Linked DNA regions of Mus musculus: region 1 is linked to region 2. Evidence: chromatin loops called from intact Hi-C (ENCODE). Cell type or tissue: heart. All regions are shown on one strand.

What was found. Peaks named below come from ENCODE experiments on the same cell type or tissue, not always from the same donor. Only the 100,000 strongest peaks of a DNase experiment are listed, where the experiment ranks them.
Region 1: a loop joins it to region 2, with 3 times the contacts of the local background. A loop is called at or near these places in 2 of 42 quality-filtered maps.

What each region holds. Positions count from the first base shown.
Region 1 is chr12:10,389,724-10,392,223 of GRCm38, reverse strand. It overlaps Nt5c1b (5'-nucleotidase, cytosolic IB), which reads right to left. Exons shown (of 9, transcript NM_027588.3): 9 at 2,050-2,420. The coding sequence ends at 2,091. Rdh14 (retinol dehydrogenase 14 (all-trans and 9-cis)) reads right to left here and starts at 1,444. Exons shown (of 2, transcript NM_023697.2): 1 at 998-1,444. The coding sequence starts at 1,384. In heart, CTCF peaks have their summits at 1,265 and 1,472 (motif pointing left); DNase peaks (open chromatin) are centred at 933 and 1,403; H3K4me3 peaks cover 1,789 bases; H3K27ac peaks cover 1,514 bases.
Region 2 is chr12:10,536,126-10,538,625 of GRCm38, reverse strand. No RefSeq gene overlaps it. Among named protein-coding and RNA genes, the nearest start is that of Gm38407, 91 kb to the right of the region's middle. In heart, a CTCF peak has its summit at 1,351 (motif pointing right); no DNase peak of the experiment used is centred here.

The sequences.
Region 1 (2,500 bases), 150 kb after region 2:
GCCACAGTCCCACTAATAAGAATTGTCAGAGTTAAATATCTAAATGTTAACAAATGAACTTACAGATATTTCTTTTGGTCTAAGTACATCACGGAAAAGAAAAACAGGCCATTTAGAATGTCTGCCTTAGATTCAAGAGATTTCAGAAGAGACAAGCACCCTCCTGTGTCTGCCTTTAGATCTACCTGTGGCAAGTCACTTTGGCCACAGCCTTTCTACTTCGGTAGAATATTTACTGTACACCCAAGGAAATCACACACCTCAGCCTTCAAGTACTAGGAATGCACAACAGGAGATTAAAGCAAGGACTCTGAAGACAGACACGTCACTTAGCCTTCCTATGCCTCAGTTCCCTATCATGAAGTAGAGATATTATTGCTTGCTTTACAAGATCTGATAATAGCCAAAGATATTAAAAATGTCCTTAGCACATCCCCTGGCATGTATAAAACCTTCCATAAAGCTAAGCATTAAATTATTTTTATTCCTGTCCCTTTTCAGACACTTAATGGGATTCCAAGTTTAGGGATGATGCAGGGTGTCAGCAAGTGACACCCCCTCCTACTTCAGCAGGACAAAACAAAACAAAAAAAGAAAAAACAAACAAACAAACAAAACCAGGTAACGAGGGGAAAAAAACAGAAAGAAAAGTTTTAAGAAGGGTCTAATGAAAGTTTTTGGCTAGCTTTTCTCCTGTGGTGCTCACAGGCCTTGTGACACTGTAAGATTTGGCACACATTTCACTTCTGACAGGGGGAAAACAACTCAAAGATCAGCTGGTGACTGTCCTAGCCTAACAAAACCAAATGTCCAGACACTGGCTTATTTATGCACTTCTCCTTAGGACCTCCCAGGAATTCCTTCTCAGACCTGCCCCTCCTCCTAGCCGGGTCCAAGGCAGGCAGGAGCCTTTCCGGTTTGGTCATGGCCACCCTCAAGGTCACACCAGGTTTCAGAGGGCCCTCCCCGAGGGTGGCGAGCTCCATTCGACCCACACCTGTAGCAGTTCTTGGCAGAAAGCTCGCACTGAGCGCAGCGAGGCAAGGTCCAGCTCCTTAACGACCAGCTGGCCATCGGTGCCGTCGGGCCCGGCGCCCCCAGCCTGACAGAGCTCCTGCCTGAGCTGACCGGCCGCCTCCTCTGCTCGAGCGCGGTCCCGACATCCCATGATGACCCGCGCCCCCAGGCGGAGCAGCTCCGCCGCGGTGGCACGGCCCAGGCCGCTGTTTGCTCCGGTGATCAGCACTGTCTTCCCGTGCATGAGGCCCGGGTCCCCGCCTCCCTGCTGCCGCTGGTTTCTTGGCCCAGAGAACCGCCGGGCCGCCAGCCACAGCGCCCCGCCCAGTGCGGCCAGGAGCGCTGCGGCCACACTAGCCACTGCCATAACCTTCCGGGCCCGGTGCACTGGGCCTAGCGCACAGGTTCCGGAGTGCTATGGGGCCACCTACACGCGAAGGACTCTGGGGCGCCGCCTGCTGTCCTGGGCTACTGCGCGCGGGGCTTTCTGGGACTTGTAGTTTTGCTCCTAAGGCTGACTTGACTTAGCGTTCAGGAAGTACACATGAAAGCCCCAGCGGATTTATTTAGAAGTGGACAGTGTTAGAATTGGTTATATGCCTATAGACAAAATGACATTTCTTGGTAAAATTCTTGCCACACAAGGATAACAAAAGACACAGCCCCAGTTATCAGCAGTATTATTGATCAGACTCATTCCACCCTGAATATACCTTTTCTAGGTGATGCTGCATATAGAGATTCATTCATTTGACTAACACTAAAAGTGAGCAATGCTTTTTGAAAATTAATTAAGCTTCTTGTGAAACAACTTAAGTGTCAAAGTTCTAAACTTGTCTAAAGAGCCACCCATTACAACTTATAGATAGATGCAATGATATCCAACATCCTTAGCTTTAAAAAAGTAGAATGCTTGACTGTAGCTTGAAAGTTCAAAATTTTTTCCAAAAAGCAAAGAAAAACACCAAAGGAGCTAAGTTTTGTGGTCAAATTCTCAGAAATAACTAGTCACTCTAGCCATGCAAAACACATGCCGTTTGTAATACCAGACTGTTTATTTTTCCTCCCCATCCCTAGTTGCGTTTTTGAGCAATGCCATAAGGCACATGGGCCGTGATGGTACCAAATTTCTGTGCTGATTCAATGTGGAACATTTGGTCGTCGAAGAAGATGTGGGGCCGAATCTTCACTAAGATGGGACCTTTAGGGGCTCCAGCCAGGAAAAGAGCTTCATCTATCTCTAGACCCCATCGGCGAAGGGTCTTCAGCACACGGGCACCTGAACTCGCTGCACTACGAGCTGTAACCAGGTAGGTCCTGATGGGGCAAAGCAATCGTTCGTCTTTGGCATAGAATTTTTTCTGCAGTTTCCCTAAATCTTCCAGAAAGCTTTTAAGAGGACCCTGGAAAAGAGAACGTAAGTCTCAGCTGTGCAAGGGTGAGCAAAAGAGAAGTGATTACTGAAAACCAAACCAAACCAAAC
Region 2 (2,500 bases):
AGCATTAATATTTGGGATAGGCATTGATTACTATACATGTTTTAAAAGAAAAAATATTATCAAACATAATATGCTTGTTTTCACCAAATAATGTCATATTAACAGTAGACATGTAAAATGTATGTCTATTTTACATAACTACTATATTATCAATTCTAATGTTTATTTATATATAGCAATCTCTTATGGCTATTCATATGACATGTTTCACTTTTTTCTATGAAGATTAATGGTAAACTGACCATTATTTTAGCAAATGTTACAGCAAATTGGTGATACACGTTGGAGATAAGTTTGCAAACACAATTTCTAGGTTAAACTATAATCATATTTATAAGATCCACAGTGAATACTAAGATTTCTTTCTAGAACCGATGTCATGTGGAAGGGTAAAGTTGCCTGTTTTCTAGGCAACAAGACTATTATTATAATGATTATTATCATTTCAGTAATAATCTCTTGATGTTTAACAGTCAAGTTTAACATTGCTAGACTTTACTTTGCATTTTTGTCATTTGTGAATTTTCCACTTTCATTTTATGTATATGTGATGTTGTATATGGTATTTGTGCTTGTGTGTATAGGTGTGTGTGTATGCATGTGTTTCAAAGGCATACACATGCTTCTGTATATGAGGAAATTAGAGGAGAACCTTATATGCTGGTTTTCATCTCCTACTTCATTTGAGATAAGATATATATGCAACTTGCTTATGTGAACCCCAGAATAGTTGGATAGTGTGATTCTTGGATCCTCCTGACTGTACCTCTCATCTCTCCTAGAGATCAGTGCACATGCAGATAGATGTGCACAGCTGTGCCCAGATTGGCTTAGATTGTGGGGATTCAAATGGAGGCACTCACACTTGTATAGCAGGTGCTTTACTCACTGGGACACTTCCTGCAAGATTTTTTCTACACATTTTTCCATGTTCATTTTGAGTTCAGATCCATATCCTGTTGTCTATTTTCTTCTTGCTTTCTTTTTTATTTAAACTTCTAAACACCATCAAGAAGCATATTCAGGTTGTCATGAGCACGTATGACCAGTATTTTATAAGTATCAAGGCTTTCTATTCTCACTCATCCTCACAGTTTAGGACTGAGCCATAGAACCAATATGTAGTTCCTGTCTTGGTTTGCTTCATTGAGTTGATAATGAGGATGCATATACATTTAAACTCACTCAGAGATCACCTATGTGCATGTTATGAGGCGATCACTCCTGAACATGAGCTTGTGCTAGATCATAAAAGGCTCAAGTGTCAGATTATTGACTTTCCTGTGGTCAACGGAGAGCCACTGTGAAACAAGGAAAGGTATATCAGGAGTGTCCAGAAGGTGGCGCCATTGTAACACATGTGCCGCCTGAGTGTGTTTCCCAGGAATGTAAGTTTCCATGGACCAGGTGGTCCAAGTGTGAAAGCACACATCTTCAGGAAGTCTCCAATAGACTAGACTGAGAAAAATCTTCTTTAAAGATGAAGTAAATACTAAGTCTTTTTAAGATATAATAGAGAAGTACCAAGCACATACAAATTTTCATGCATATGTTTGTATGCATTTCTGAATGTGATTGTGTTGTCTGTTTATACTCAGAATCTGTGGATTCCCTAATGCATGTAGATGGCAAGTTCCATTTCTCCCTCTCTGGATTCCTTCTCAGTTCTCAATGACAGAGATATCTACCTCTTTAATAGAACCTGTAAGAAGACATGAGGCTTCTGTACTCTACTCTTGTGCTTGTGTACATACAAGGCTATTCTGATATCAAAGTGCTTCTAGCTGGTTATTACTGGCCTATTTAATAAAGCCTTTTACATCTTAGCAGATGAAAATAGCATAAACTGAAGAACACAGTAAATTGTTTTGTTTCCTTACTATCACTACCAGCGGCAAAATGACAAATTCAATTTAACTAGCTATTTTCTTCCACGGAGAATGTCATGTGGCTTCAGTGATGATTCAGTGTTTCCAAGCGTCTTAAGATAGAAGAGAAGAGTTCGTAATTTCTCCATCATTCTAAGAAGCATTTACAATGTTTACCATCTATTATCATTTGGTTTCATTGTTTTCAGCTTCTCGTGTACATAAACACAAAGACGCTGGCTGAGCAATGTTTTTCCAATGTCTCCAGTGCTCTCCGTGAAGCATTCCGGACGACAGTAAGGCACAGGGCACATGGTCGGAGTTGGAATCGGGCTTCAAGGAGTCGGATGAACCGATGGTCAAGACGTTCTAGTTCAGAAGTTAGAAAATAAATAATGCCTGAGAGGAAGGATTCCTCAGCTCTGGGCAGCTGATACAGCAATAAAATAAATGGGCAGTAAAGCACACTTCCTGTTTTGAGAGTTCACATTTCACATTGGCAAAGCGCATCTCTTAAATGCTGTCTCCTGCTTCCATAAATAAACCTGGCACCTTTTAAAACACTTTCCCATCTGCTTCAGGATGAGGAGCGCATTATTGAATACACCTTGGGGAGCCTCAGAAACGGGAAA